Regions from separate parts of the Homo sapiens genome. Here region 2 is linked to region 1. The links are chromatin loops, found by intact Hi-C in ENCODE. Cell type or tissue: PC-9. All regions are shown on one strand.

Evidence for each region. Hi-C counts contacts between places; a loop is a spot of excess contacts. Peaks named below come from ENCODE experiments on the same cell type or tissue, not always from the same donor. Only the 100,000 strongest peaks of a DNase experiment are listed, where the experiment ranks them.
Region 2: it touches region 1 in a loop (6-fold over the local background); 48 of 110 quality-filtered maps call a loop at or near these places.

Annotation. Positions count from the first base shown.
Region 1 is chr1:203,866,569-203,874,568 of GRCh38, reverse strand. SNRPE (small nuclear ribonucleoprotein polypeptide E) reads right to left here. Exons shown (of 5, transcript NM_003094.4): 5 at 3,417-4,692. The coding sequence ends at 4,637. It also overlaps the pseudogene KRT8P29. Among named protein-coding and RNA genes, the nearest start is that of SNRPE, 9.0 kb to the right of the region's middle. In PC-9, CTCF peaks have their summits at 3,178 and 3,384 (motif pointing left); DNase peaks (open chromatin) are centred at 3,338 and 4,138; H3K27ac peaks cover 2,318 bases.
Region 2 is chr1:204,076,089-204,084,088 of GRCh38, reverse strand. The region is part of intron 1 of SOX13 (SRY-box transcription factor 13); the gene reads right to left. Among named protein-coding and RNA genes, the nearest start is that of SOX13, 7.0 kb to the right of the region's middle. RefSeq lists enhancers at 1,017-1,944, 3,354-3,648, 4,732-5,660, 5,661-6,589. In PC-9, no CTCF peak of the experiment used is centred here; a DNase peak (open chromatin) is centred at 3,448; H3K4me3 peaks cover 2,738 bases; H3K27ac peaks cover 7,652 bases.

The sequences.
Region 1 (8,000 bases):
GGAGCAATTTTTTTTCTATTTCTATATACTGTTTGGATTTTGATCATAAAAATGTACTAAGCTAATACTTTTAAATTTTTAATAATTCCATTGGATATAACTTTTAAGTTCATCTCCAGGTACTAATAGACTTAAGTTCTCAAGCTACCTTAAAAATAAAGTTTTGCTGAGCGCAGTGGCTCACACCTGTAATCCCAGCACTTTGGGAGGCCAAAGCAGGAGGATTGCTTGACCTCAGGAGTTTGAGACTAGCCTGGGCAACAAGGTGCGATCCCATCTTTACAAAAAAAAAAATTAAAAATTATACCTAGATGTAGCTTCTCTACTCCCTCTCAAATCTCTGCCTGGTTTGGACCATCTGCCTCCACTCTTGCCTCTACCATGTTCATCAGGGTGACCCAGAAGTCCTACAAGGTATCCACCTCTGGTCCCTGGGTCTTCAGCAGCTGCTTCTAAATGAATAGGCCCAATGCTGCATTAGCTCCTCAAGGCTCTCCCAAGTGGGTAGCAGCAGTGCTTCTGGGGTGGCCTGGGTCTGAGTGGAGGCTATAGCAGGGCCAGTGGTAATGGGCAGCATCACAGCCATCATGATGAACCAGAGCCTGCTGAGCCCCCTTAAGCTGGAGGTGTAACCGAACATCCAGGCCATGTGTACCCAGGAGAAAGAGCAGATCAAGACTCTTAACAATAAGTTTGCCTCCATCACTGACACGATACAGCTCCTGGAGCAGCAGAACAAGATGCTGCAGAGCAAGTGTAGCCTCCAGTAGCAGCAGAAGACGGCACAGAGCAACATGGACAACATGCTCGAGAGCTACATCAACAACCTTCAGCAGCAGCTGTACATTCTGGGCCAGGAGCAGCTGAAGCTGGAGGCAGAGCTTGGCAACATGGAGGGGCTGCTGGAGGACTTCAAGAATAAGCATGAGGATGAGATCAATAAGTGTACAGAGATGGACAATGCATTTGTCTTCATCAAGAAGTTTACGGACAAAGCTTACATGAAGAATGTAGAGCTGGAGTCTTGCATGGAAGGGCTGATTGACGAGATCAATTTCATCAGGCAGCTGTATGAAGAGGAGATCCAGGAGCTGCAGTCCTAGATCTTGGACACATCTGTGGTCCTGTCCATGGACAACAGCCACTCCACGGACACAGACAGCATCACCACTGAGGTCAAGGACCAGTACGAGATTGCCAACCACAGCTGGGCCAGGCTGAGAACACACACCAGATCAAGTACGAGGAACTGCAGACACTGGCTGGGAAGCATGAAGATGATGTGTCGCACAAAGACAAAAATCTCTGAAATGAACCAGAACATCAGCTGGCTCCAGGCTGAGACTGAGAGCCTCAAAGGCCAGAAGACTTCCCTGGAGGCTGCCATCACGAATGCCAAGCAGCGTGGGAGCCGCCATTAAGGACAGCAATGCGGCTGGCTGCAGTGGCTCACCTCTGTTAATCCCAGTACCTTGGGAGGCCGAGGCAGATGGATTGTTTGAGGCCAGGAGTTCGAGACCAGCCTGGGCAACACAGCAAAGTCCTCTAACAAAAATACAAAAATTAGCTAGTCTTATAACCCAGTCTCAAAAAAATAAATAAAAATTTAAAAATAATTTTTTTTTTTAAAAGACACCACCCCCAAGCAGGCATACTAGGAGCTGAGGAATGTCAAGCTGGCCCTGGACACAGAGGTTGCCACCTACATGAAGCTGCTGGAGGGCAACAAGAACAGGCTGGAGTCTGGGATGCCGAACATAAGTATATATATAAAGACCACCAATGGCTGCTCAGGTGCACTGAGCTTGGCCTATGGGGCCTCACAAGCCCTGGCCTCATCTATGGCTAGGCTCCAGCTTTGGCTCTGGCAGGGGCTCTAGCTCCTTCAGCCGCACCAGCTTCTCCAGGGTTCCTCCAGGTGCCGTAGTTGTAAAGAAAATAGAGACGCGAGATGGGAAGCTGGTGTCCAAGTCCTCTGATGTCCTGCCCAAGTAAATGGCCATGGCAGCCCCTCCCAGCCCATCCCTTCCTGTGGATGCCCCAGAGCCTGTGGAAGAGGCCACTGTGCAGGGGAGCATAGGGAACAGAAGTGAACATAGCCTCACCTAAGAGAGGCTCAGTCCTAGCTCTCAGCCCACTCATGGAGGGAGTTTATTGCCTGGGGTACCCCCCTGGCCCATGACTCCAGCTATAAAACAATTTGTTTTTTGTTTTTTCCAAAATAAAGCCTCAACTACCTCTGCCATTAAAAAAAACAAAAAACAAAAAAACTGCCAGGCTTGGTGGTGTGTGCCTGTGGTCCCAGCTACTCGGGGCGCTTAAGTGGGAGAATCACTTGAGCCCAGGAGGTCAAGGTCACAGTGAACTGTGATTGTGCCATTGCACTCCAGCCTGGGCAACAGAGCAAGACTCTGTCTCAACAATAAAGTTCTAACAAGCAATTCCTCACAAAAGCATGAATGAGTAGATAGTTTAGTTAAGGAAAATGCCTGTGTTATCCAGTTAACCTGAGATGCTATTAGGCTTACCCCACCATGACACTTCCCAGCCCATAATGCCTTAATCCAAATTAGAGGTACACTCTCTAATCCTGAAACTGTTGACAAGTGTGATATGGCAAGAGCTGGCACCCCAAAGCACAATATCCTATGATTTTCAAACTTTTCCTTCTGCCTACCTGCTACTAATTGAACAGCAGGCCCACATCACCACTTTTCTTTCAGAGCCTGATTCTCTATTCCTCCCACCCCCTGCTTCAAGAATGCTATGAGGGTTAGGGGTGTCTATCAAGACCCCCTCAGCAACCAACAGCCATTCCAGAAAAGCTGACATAACCCAGGGCTGCCAACAAGAGCAGCTTCCCAGCAGGATGTTTTAGTAACCTTAACGAGGCAGAGAGCAACGCCTCTCGTAAATTCTGGTTGGAAGAAACAATCTAGAGATGGTGGAAAAGTACAACTTAAAAAGCAAACACCACAGGCTCCAGTAGAGCAGGAAAGCAAGCAGAGATTTCTAAATACAGAGCTCAATTGTAAGAGTTCACTGTACCTTAATTCTCACTATCATCATTTGCTCTGTCAAAAATAGAACCTTCCATGTCTTGATCCATTCAGAATAAGCCACAGCAGGCACAGCTCTGCTTCCACAGGGCAGCCAGGTCAGAAAGGCCACACAGGGAAATGGAAAAGGCAGCCAGCAGGTTTTCTTAGAGATTATACTCCTCTGGGCTTTTATCCTTCTTCCCAGCTATTCTGGTGCCAAGAAAGCTGCAGGGAGGTCTTTGCTCTGCTCTGAAAAAGCTTCAATTCAATCTTCTCACCAGCAGGGCTGAAGCAGTCTCAGGGCTGTAACTCCCTCTGCTGCCCAATGTTTTCTTTGCATGTTGTGATCAGTTTAATTAATTTCAAACTCAAATGTTAAAAGAACTAATGCAGCCCTTTATTTCAAAACATAATCAAAAGAGCATGAGTTCAGACAGGAGGAATATAGATGGAATGCATGGTTCAAAGCTGGATACACTTCTGCATTCACCTACAAATCTCCTCTATCTCGGAAAGGATTTCTTTTATTCAGTTTCATGAAAAGTCTCCTTCACAGGCATGTAGAAAAGCAGGAGCCAGACTTCTTGGTCCTTCCTCACCCGTCCTTAATAACAACATGGCCTTTAGCAGAACTTAAGGCAGGCCTTATTCATCTTTCAAGATCCAATTTAAATAGCACTTAGAATGAGGCATTAAAACCACCTGCTTACCTGTCTGTTTCACTGTATTGATTCAACAGTGTCTAGCTAACAGCAGATGCTCACTATCTAACAGGATTCTAACTAGAACCATGTGCGATACTGGGGGAAGGGAAACCTGTCCATATAAGAATTCAACCAGCAATCACTGGGGGAAGAACCAAAATTCTTAAGAGATAAGAATAAGAGACAGGTGTATTTCTCCAACATACCATTATTCTGCCTAACAATTTGCCTACCAGCTATGCTTGTGGTCCTTTTCAGATTACCAATCTCAGTCTCTTTCCTGTAAACTCTTAACTGATTTTTAATGTACTTGAAAGGCACTTCATTCTTTCCCTATATCCAAATACTTCTCACATTCTGATCTTAGCGATAAAATTCACAAAGACCTCACAGTGACTCAATGAGAGTGTTGAGCAATACTGACCCCATTAAATAATGTACCCAACATATTTAGGTTAGAAACTCTGGTATTCCAGCATCCAGAACTACAAGTGATGAAGACTTTTGTTAGTGCAATAACTCTTATTTATTTTTCTGAACCCTCCCCTTCTCCACCTCCCAATACTGGAAGCTTACCCATCAGGCAGAATTCCTAATCTGCCTCAAAATCTACAGGTCCAAGCTCTGCGAATACCAAGTGCTCAAGGCAACTGCGACCCTTCAGAAAACTAAATACCAGCAACGAATGGTGTTACTGTGTAAAAAGTTTCTACTGCTGAATAGTAAGAAGCAATGTAAATTTTTTAATACAAACAATCCCATAGTATTTATTGCCATCTTGTAGTAACACGAGGGTAATCAAAACAATATGAATAAATGTTCACATTGGACAAAGGACATCTAAAAACAAACTGTATCCTTCTCAACAATTTCTCACTTCATTGATCATTTCTAGTTGGAGACACTTTGTAGCAGAGTAATATTATCTCCTTTTAGCATGATCCGACCTGCAACACAAAAACAACAAAAAGCTATTAATAGCCACACACTCAGATGTTTTACTCTCAGAATTTTGTATCCAGTTTTTGAACAATATTTTGAAAATGCTTTCTTATAAAAATATGTGAACATTTTCAAGTGTCCATATAGTGAAAGGCTTTCTGGCTCCATTAGAATACATTTATCTTTTCAAGAGACTAACATAGGTAGATGACATTTCATGACAAATATCATTTCTATGGACTAAGTCAACTCAATAGGCCTCATACAACATTTCCCAATGCTGAATTTGTAATAAAAGTTTGGAAATGAGTCGTATGTCAAGTTTGGGAAATACAGCATATTATAACTCCATTCTTAAAGCTGTTAGTATATTAAAGACTCCACCCTATCTCTACTAAAAATACAAAATTAGCAGAGCCTGGTGGCGCGTGCCTGTAATCCCAGCTACTTGGGAGGCTGAGGCAGGAGAATTGCTTGAATCCGGGAGGCGGAGGTTGCAGTGAGCCAAGATGGCACCATTGCACTCCAGCCTGGGCAACAAGAGCAAAATTCATCTCCAAAAAAAAAAAAAAAAAAAAAAAAAAAAAAAAAAGACTCCATCCTACAATAAACAAACCTGTTTTACCCAAAATTTCCTAAGGTTATTTAAGACAATACTTTTCTGAGAAATTTATAAACATCTTCAGGAACACTGGTGTTCACTGGTAGAACGGTTTGAGACACGTTGATCAACTCCAACAGTAATTAAACTGTTCTACTTTCCCAGGCTTCTGCAGGTATTAATAACATTCTATTCTACAGGATAAATACTACCATGGGAATTCAACAGTTGGTAAATAATTTATGAATAATATGACCTCAGTAAGGCTAAGCTTGCCCGTCCTGGCAAGACATCTTTAAATCTAAAAAACCCGGCTGGGTATGGTGGCTCACACCTATAATCCCAGCACTTTGGGAGGCCAAGGTGGGTGGAATGCCTGAGCTTAGGATTCGAGACCAGCCTGGACAACACGGTGACACCCCGTCTTCTACTAAAATACAAAAAATTAGCCAGGTGTGGTGGCATGCCCTGTAATCCCAGTTACTTGGGAGGCTGAGGCAGGAGAATCGCTTGAACCCAGGAGGTGGAGGTTGCAGTGAGCTGAGATTGTGCCATGGCACTCAAGCCTGGGAGACAGAGTGAGACTCCGTCTCCAAAAAAATAAATAAATAAATAACAATAAATCTAAAAAACCCAGGCTTTCATAAAAATAGTCTAAGCAGGAAGCAGCCAGCGAAACACCATACTGCTTCTCAGAATCTACTTTCCATATATCTAGTTCAGGTTGAAGAGAATCCTGAGGGTCTGAAAGAGAGACACCTGAAACCCACCACTGATAAAAGTATTAGTGAGCATTTAACAAATAAAGACAAAATGCCTAAATAAACCTCAAGTGAATGGGATGTTAACAGAAATGATTCAGTGTGTCTTGATGAAACCGTGAATCCTAAGACCATTCATTAACTGGGTTAAGAAATACCATTCATTGCCAGGCTTAGTGGCTCACACATGTAATCCCAGCATTTGGGAGGCCGAGGCAGGTGGATTGCCTGAGCTCAGAAGTTAGAGACCAGCCTGGGCAACACAGTGAAACCCCGTCTCTACTAAAACACAAAAAATCAGCCAGGCGTGGTGGTACACGCCTGTAGTCCCAGCTACTTGGGAGTCTAAGGCAGGAGAATTGCTTGAACCTGGGAGGCAGAGGTTGCAGTGAGCCAAAATCACGTCATTACACTCCAGCCTGAGCGACAGAGACTCTGTCTCCAAAAACAAAAGAAAGAAATACCATTCATTGTTCAAATATTTTTTAGTTTCTATTATGTGCCAGGCATTGAGTTAGGTACTGAGCACACTGGGATCAAAAAAGGCATGACTCATACACTTACGGTGAAGCATCTGATAACAGGAGAGACACTAATAAAATAATTTCAATAATAAAGGTTTTACTACAAACTCAGGGAGCACATAATCCCGCCTTCCCCCATCCCCAGCAAAACCAAATTAAACTTTGAACTTTTTAGAGCAGGGCTTCCTAACCCCTGGGCCACAGACCAGTACCAGTCCTGGTCCCTGTTAGAAACTGGGTCACACAGCAAGAGGTGAGCAGTGGGCGAGGTGGCGGAGCTTCATCTGTATTTACAGCCACTCCCCATCACTAGTATTCCCGCCTGGGCTCTGCCTCCTGTCATATCAGTGGAAGCCTTAGATTCTCATAGGAGCGCAAAACCTATTGTGAACCGGGCAAAGAGGGATCTAGGTTGCGCACTCCTTATGAGAACCTAATGCCTGATGATCTGTCACTGTCTCCCATCACCCCCAGATGGGACTGTCTAGTTGTGGGAAAACAGGCTCAGGGCTCCCACTGATTCTACATGATGGTGAGTTGTATAATTATTTCATTATATATTACAATGTAATAATAATAAAGTGCACTATAAATGTAATGTGCCTGAATCATCCGAAAGCCATCCCCCACACCCCAGTCCACAGAAAAATTGTCTTCCACAAAACCGGTCCCTGGTGCCAAAATGGTTGGGGACCACTGTTTTTTTTTTTTTTTTTGAGACAGAGTCTCGCTGTGTCGCCCAGGCTGGAGCGCAGTGGCGTGATCTCAGCTCACTGCAAGCTCCGCCTCCCAGGTTCGCGCCATTCTCCTGCCTCAGCCTCCCGAGTAGCTGGAACTACAGGCACCCGCCACCATGCCCAGCTAATTTTTTTTTTTTTTTTTTTTTTTCAGGAAAGACAGGGTTTCACCATGTTAGCCAGGATGGTCTTGAATTCCTGACCTCGTAATCCACCCGCCTCGGCCTCCCAAAGTGCTGGGATTACAGGTGTGAGCCACTGCACCTGGCCTAGGGGACCGCTGTCTTAAAAGAAGTGATATTTGATCTGAGCTCTACAGACACAAGGAATATCATATACAAAGATTAATGGTTGGGCAAATCTGCAGATTCAAAGAACTGAAATAAGACAAGTGTTGCTAAAGCTCAGAAAGTGAGGCAGTGATACGAGATGAGCAGAGGGAGATAAGACTAGATCATGAAGATCATTAGATTTGCAGAATCATTAGATTTTTTTTTATCCTAACAGCAACAGGAAGTCATTGCAGTATTTCAAGCAAAGGGATGACATATGTTCAGACTGGTGTTTTTAAAAGATGAGTGAGGCCTGGAAAGCAAACTGGAGGTAGCTGCAGAGAAATCAATTAGTAAGCTGAACTGGAAACTGGTGCCATTCAATAAGGCAGGAAATAATAATACAATAGCTCTAAAC
Region 2 (8,000 bases), 210 kb before region 1:
CCGCAAAGTCATAGTGTGCCTGGGTCCTTAGTGAGGAATAGGACCATCTGACATGCCCTTAGAGGCCCAGGTGGGGCCCCTGGGAGATGTGGAGGGGACCTACCCTTATGACCTCCTCTTCCCTCTGACCTGTTCTCCTCCCCACCCTCCAGATCTTTATGTTATGTCTTTCAGGGAACTTTTCGTGGGTGCTCCCGAAACATCCTGCCCTGTCCCTCCCTCCCCTCAGTTTGTCAGTACTGGTATCAGTTACTTACTTCACTTTCTCCAAGTTGTGTCAGGGCTATGCTGGCTTCATGGTCTTTCAGCCCCAGCCCAGGGTGGCCCGGCATAGCCACAAGGCAGGTGCTCCCTACATACCTGCCTCAGGGACGGAGGACCAGAGAAGGCCCCCGCAGTCCCCAACATCCACTCCATCTCCACCTCAAGTTCTTGCTTTTCAATCACCTCTTGGATTAGTAAGGCCCCGCGGCTGCTTAAAAGGCCAATGTGCTTCTGGAGTTACCTGTTAATCTGTCCACACACCTAGATTGGTAAAGCTGACTATCCAAGCTATCTCCTTAGAGATCAAGGAGCACGGATCCCGAAGGGCAAGGAATGGATGAGTTTAGATGATGGGAGATAGAGAGAGGAAGGCAGGGATATAAAGAAGACCCTGTGGGTTGAGGAAAAGCAGAAGGGCCTGGGGCAGGGGTTGCTGTCAGGTGAGGCAGAAACTTCCTCTCTTCCCCACGTGCCTCCTTTCAGTCTTACCTGCCCCATCTGAGAGCTCCTAAACCCCATCAGTCCTGACTCAGGAATCAGGAGGCTCCTTACACCTGTGGCCAATTGGCCCAAGAGGACTCAGGCTCAATAAAGGGTGTCAACAGTCCAACAGACCCTCTCTAAACTGCCAAACACACCAACACTCACACACAACCCCCTTCCCCACTACACACACAATTCTGGTTCTCCAAACTTCAAGTTAATCAGTGCCCAGAAAAGGGTAACACAGATAGCCAAAATGAGCCCCAAATGGAGGGTGCCACCATGGTGAGAAGTACGGATCTAAGGTCAGGTGAACCCAGTAGAAGAGAAGGGGAATTTACATTATGAAAACCAAAGGTCCCTGATGCTTTCAGCCAGTTCCAACAGGCTATCGTGTACAGTTGTACAGACTGTGCACTGCACAACTCTAAGAAAGGCCCATTCACCTAGACTTGTACACCCATTTCAAGGATTCTCTGGCCGAGAGCAGTCAAGTCCATCCCTTGTCTACTCAGATATCAAACAGAAAGCCCTCTTGCTACCCACCTCTACCCAAGTCAAGATTTGACACAGGTCCCCTTTCTCTATTCTCTGACCCTGTTTCCTGTTCTGGTCCCTAGGAGTTTACTGGATAGGGAGGAGAGGCCTCCTCTCCCTGCCCCACAAGCCCCAGTTAGGGAGCCCACCATTGGGTCTTTCTCTACCTCTCCTTTCTCTTCCTCAGCCCCTTGCCCTGGCCAGACACTCCCATATTAAGTGCTCCCGGGCGAGGGGGATGGCTGGGGTTCCATGACTGCCCCGGAAACAAAGTTGACAGCAAAAGGAGGGAAGGGGGTGATAGCCCACTACTGCTCCTCCCCAGGTATACTGGGATTGAAACCCCAACGTGCTTGGGGCACCAGAAGCTGGCTGTTCTGACTCTTCCTTTTTCTTCCATTCTACTCTCCCTTCCTTCTTGACATCCGTCTAATGTCCTCACTGTCTCCCTGGAGTTCTCGGAGGCCCTGCCTGGTTCCCATGGGTTGGAGGAGCCTGGCCAGGGTCTCCAGAGCACAGGCCCCTGCCTGCCTGCACACATATGTGCACACACACACACACACCACACCTGGCCCTCCACACACACACATCACACTCATAGATACACACATCACGCTCAGCCCTTCACAAACACACACACACCTGGCCCCCCACACATACACCCACACACACATCACACTCACATTACACTCACACACACATCACACTCAGCTTCCCTCCCCCCCACACACACCCCACCACCAGCCAAGAAAAGAGGAGCCGGGCAAGCCTGAGAAACAGCAGGGGCTGAAGGGGCCACTCCCTCTGCTTTCGACAGCGCCCTATTCAAGCCCCACTGCCCTCACCCCACCTGCCTCTGAGCCACGGCTGTACCTGCACACAGGCTTCCTTCCACCCCTCCCCACTACATTTTATTCCCCCTTCTTTCCCCACCCTACCCCACCCTCATGGAACAGGCCAGAACCAAAACCTCACAAGGATGGTTGAGTGACTTCAGACTCCTTCAGTAGGGCTGGAGGGTGGGGAGAGGTTGTTCGCATGAGGGTGGGGGACCTCATACCCCACACAGGCTGAGGGCTAAGACAGAAAACCCTCCTCACCCTCCACTCTGAGGAGTGCCAGGTCCTGCCTTGTGTGGCCAGGCAAGAGTTAATGCTTTTAAGTCAGTGTGAGGGCAGCTCACGCCAAGGCTCCCCTCCCTGTCTAGCCTTTCCTAGGCGCCAGGGCCAAAGCAGGAGGCCCCATGAGTCCCAGGCAACCCCCCAACCCCCACCCCCAGAGCCCGCCAGGGGGTCCGTGGGGCCCACTCAGTTGTCATCGTGAAAGGGCATCAGCCCAGTCTGACACATTTGCACAACCACTCTTCCTGCCACATCCCCTCTTAGCGCTGGTCAAACCGTGACTCCTCTTGGTCTTCCGTGGAAACAAACACTGATGACATTTCTGTTTCACTATCTGGAAATATTAGATTTATTTTAAATCCTTTTCATCCTGATGACGAAAGTGATACACATTGTTGTATTACTCTTAGAGACTACAGAAATAAGAAAACGAATATGAGCCACGATCTTTAAAAAAAAGAAAGAAGTCATGGCTGGGAGTGGTGGCTCATGCCTGTAATCCCAGCACTTCGGGAGGCCAAAGCAGGCGGATCACCTGAGGTCGGGAGTTCGAGACCAGCCTAACCAACATGGAGAAATCCCGTCTCTACTAAAAATACAAAAAATTAGCCAGGCATGGTCGCGCATGCCTGTAATCCCAGCTACTCAGGAGGCTGAGGCAGGAGAATTGCTTGAACCTGGGAGGCGGATGTTGCGGTGAGCTGAGATGGCACCATTGCATACTCCAGCCTGGCCAACAAGAGTGAAACTCCATCTCAAAAAAAAAAAAAAAAAAAAGTCAACAAAGGATATTGACCACCCCCAGCTACAGAAGCTGGAGTTGGAGCTGCTCTGCCTGCTGCACTTTCTCTAACTCAGCACCTGCCCCGCATGGTGGACTTATATGAAAACCTTCAAATGGCTAGTCCTGGACCCCCACAGCACCTGCCTGCCTCTGCACCAACTCAGCACAGGACCTGAGTCTGCATCAGGGAAACACCAGCCATACCTGGGAGCAGGCCCTGCCTCCAGGTTCCTCACCCCCTTTGTTGGGGGATGGGAGGGGCGGGACCAAGGCCCTCTGGGAACTAGTTCTCACCCCATCTTGTTCCACAGGCTGCACATTCCATTCTGAGTCAAGCAGGGGGCGGGGACTGGGGGAGGTAAGGCAGAGGGGAGGAGAACAGTCGGGCCTCCTCTGGGGCGGATCCCCCAGGGAGCTCCAGGCTTGGCAGGCAGGGATTACGATCAAAACCACCAGAGCGGGAGGGGAGCCAGGAGGGCTCCTGCCCAGTCTGTGGCCCCTTCCCCTCTCTCCTCTCAAGCCAAAACACTGACACCCTAGCTTGGACATGTCCCCAGAAGACACAGGGGGACAATGTTGGGGGTAACACCAATACCCCTCCCCCTAACCCTGCCCCAATCCCTTGGGCAGTTTATAGGGCTTCATGCCAAGGCTATTTAAATGCTAAGGCCACCGCTGGGGGGAGAGTGGAGGGAACTGAATTCCAAATTTGATGACTTCCCAGTGTCAGACTTCCTGTGACCAAAAGGGCCTGGGTATCCAAAGCTATTTGGGAAGAAAGGTGGCAGCTGGAGATACTGTCCCCACTTCTTCCTTCTTTTCCTCTACTATGCCACACAAATTCCGCTCCCCCAAAAAACACCCCTGGCTGAAGCCCTCAACATGTGGGTACAGATCTCGGGACGTCTCCTAGCTGTGCACACCCTGTGCACACCCAGGACTCTGAGATACCAGGCCACACACACAGCACATCCTGCAGCTTTGGTTTGCCCATGGATGACCTTAGGAGGAGGCAGGGGAAACCTCAGCCACTTCCTCCTCACCTCACAGCCTCTAGGAGGTCTGACCACTGCTGCTGTTCCATCTGAGACCATGGAGGTCCTCCCTGACAGCACCACAATGTGCTCTTGCCAGGAGTGAGCAGGGAGGCAGGCCTCAGGGCATTCCTAAAGCAGGAAGGACCCCCTGCCACCCACTAAGGCGGGAGAGCCACCTGGAGTAGCAGGTGGTAGCTACAAGGTTCTATGCTGTGAGGCCAGGCTCGGTGGTTCTCACCTGTAATCCCAGCACTTTGGGAGGCTGAGGTGGGCGGATCACCTGAGGTCGGGGGTTCGAGACCAGCCATGGCCAACATGGTGAAACCCCAACTCTCCTAAAAATACAAAAATTAGCCGGGCGTGGTGGCGCATGCCTGTAATCCCAGCTACTCAGGAGGCTGAGGCAGGAGAATTGTTTGAATCCAGAAGGCGGAGGTTGCAGTGAGCCAAGATTGCACCACTGCACTCAGGCCTGGGCGACAGAGCAAGACTCTGTCTCAAAAAAAAAAAAAAAAAAAATGTTCTATGCTGTGGACCACACCACAGGCTGGACAGAAATCTTTTTTTTGTTTGTTTGTTTTTTGAGACGGAGTCTTGCTCCGTCACCCAGGCTGGAGTGCAGTGGCTCGATCTTGGCCCCGGGTTCATGCCATTCTCCTGCCTCAACCTCCCCAGCAGCTGGGACTACAGGCACACGCCTCCACGCCCGGCTAATTTTTTGTATTTCTAGTAGAGACAGGGTTTCACCGTCTTAGCCAGGATGGTCTCGATCTCCTGACCTCGTGATCCGCCCGCCTTGGCCTCCCAAACTGCTGGGATTACAGGCGTGAGCCACCGTGCCCGGCCCAGAAATCTTTTCCTAGGGGAGCTGCAAAGGCTTCATCACCATGGGGCTTTAAGCTGGGTCCATGGCATACAGCAAGTGCTCTTAGGAGGGAACTACCATATCTCTGCTCCTCAGAGAAAGTATTTGCATTTTTTAAAAAGCAGTCACTCTTTATCAGAGAAGCTGACAGAGGTCGGAGGAACCCTGCTGAGCTGGCCTATAGCAATCTCTGAATCAAGTCTTCCCAAGAACTAAGGAAGGGCCAGTCAAAAGGGGGGTAGTCACCGAGGCAAAGACCACCATCTAGAGCATGCCTTCCTGCTTCGGGGCAGGGAGCTGACAGGAGAGGGAAAGCAATCCTCCATGGGTCTAGTTCCCCATCTGGTAAAAGGCACTGTGATGGCCTCCCTGGCTGACACATCCGGGTTCCAGAAAGGGGACTAGCAAAGGGTGAGGACCGCAACGAGTTCAGGCAGGAGCGAGCCCTCTTAAGCAAACACTGGGCACAAAAATAACTCCCATTCAAAGCACGATTTACTGTGTGCCTGGCCGGCCCTCCCAGCACAGAGCCCTTTTCAAACACTCAGCTTCACCCCTGAATGTGGCTGGGGGAGGGGGCTCAGGAGCACAGCTGCATTTGAATTCCACTTTTTCCGGTGGTGTCAGCTTCCTGGAGACTTACCCAGGGGAGCTGCCCAATAAGGACCGATCTCAAAGCACCCCCAGAGAGGAGAAAATCTTTGTAGAATCCAGTGTCAGCCTCTCAAGGGCAAGGACACCTAGATCCCTTGGTGGAATAGGCCTAGCTCAACCGACACTTGTCTGGCAACAGAAAACCCCAGAGCCCTTACCATTCATGGAGCACTGCTGCCGCAGACATCATCAGCCATTAGCCTCCCAACAGTTCTAAGAGGAAGGTATTGGCCGGGGGCAGTGGCTCATGCCTGTAATCCCAGCACTTTGAGAGGCCGAGGAGGGCGGGATAATTTGAGGTCAGGAGTTCGAGACCAGCCAAACCAACACGGTGAAACGCCGTCTCTACTAAAAATACAAAAAAATTAGCCAGGTGTGGTGGCACACACCTGTAGTCCCAGTTACTCGGGAGGCTGAGGCAGGAGAATTGCTTGAACTCAGGAGGTGGAGGTTGCAGTGAGCCAAGATCACACCACTGCACTCCAGTCTGGGCGACAGAGTAAGAGTCTATCTCAAAACAAACAAACAAACAAGCAAACAAACAAACAAAAGTAATTCACGACCATTGTAGAAAAGTGAAAAAACAAATGGAAGATAAAGAAAGAAATTAAAACCATCCATACGTCCAGTATCCAGAGCTAACCTCTGTAAATATTCTGATGCATCCTCCCAGATTCTGTCCTTGCGTGTGTGCATGATAGCCATGTGTATACTTACAATTCTCTGTACAAGATTAAGATTGTACTCTGTAGTTTTATATCCTGATTTTTTCACTTCTTATGTAATTTTCCAGGTTATAAACTGTTCTTTGTTAACCACGTTTTTGGGAGGTTTTGGGGGATGGTTTGTATACCCACCTGGTACTAAATTCAGAAAGGACAAAAGGGTCTACAGCAAAAACAATCTTTTCTCCATCCCATCCCTCAGCCACCATTTCCCTCCCTTGGGGCAACTATGATTACCGTTTCTTGTGTCCCAAATAATCTTTTAAAATCATAGAGCAGATCATGTCACTCCCCCACTTAAAACTCTCTGATGGATGCATCGCCTGCAATAAAATCCAGGCTTCTAACCAGTATTACCAGGCTTTGGCTCTCCTCTGATTTCTCCAGTCTCTCCTCTCCAGCCACATAGCTGTTGCCCCTGTTCTGGCCTCAGGGGCTTTCATTTGCTATTCCCTCTACCTGCAATCCCCTGTCTCCAGGTCTTTATGCAGCTGGCTCCTCAGCCTTCAAGGCCTGGGCTGAGCTATCCTCTCCCCCAGGGTGGCCTTCACTGGCCTCCCAATCTAGGGCCACCACTGCCTGACCTACATATGTTTTCTATCACATCACCCTGTGGTATTTCTTTCCCATTGCATGTCATAATCTGATAGTCTTGGTTACTTAAAAGTATTTACTGTCTGTCTCCCCACAATAGAAAGAAGCCTCTTTGAAGGCAGGCACGCTGCCTGTCTTGTTCTCCCCTGTTATCCCACTGCGTAGCACAGGCCCTGGCACATAGCAGGTGGTCAACAATTTCTGTTGAAGGAATGAATGGGGTGACTGCAGTGCCAGTTGTCATAATGACTAAAAACTGCCAATTGCAGGATCTCCAACATGAAGAAGCAACCTTCTGGCCATCCTCCCCCATGCCTGGGGTGGAGGTTGGAGGGTCTGAGAAAGGAGGACAGGAGCCTGTTGTCCAAGGCAGTGTGGCTGGGCAGCAGCACCCTGTTCTTCCTCCTGGTTGCTCAGCTCGCCCCTTACCTGTGCTATGCATTTGCAGAGTCCTGAATCAGACAAGGAACTTGTGACAAACCCAAATTCCTAGAAAATCCTCCAACTGCAAGTGGAAAGTTGGAGGTGACACTTTTGCCCCTCACCCCAAATCCCACATCCAGTCTACCCAAGCAGCTGTGCTATTCCAGGTTCCCAAGTGAGCCCAGCAGCAGGAGACACAGACACTACCCAGGGAGCAGGGCTCCTCCTGGGACAGTCCCAGCCCATTCCACCTGACTCTTCCCCTGGGCCCCAGACACCTGACAGGCTCTTTGCTCTGGAAATTCACCCTGCCCCAGAGACACAAATGCACATCCAATCCTGATCCAGCAGCCCAGGCTGAGGACGCTCAAGGGACACCCTTTTGGAGACAATTCCTTCCTGGGACCTGATTTCCATGGAGAGAACACTGCAGTTGAGCCAAGATTGATTTTTAAGAATGAGGAAAGGAGGGAATGAAATGCTTTCACAAAAGTTGTGAAGGGAGGGAGAAAG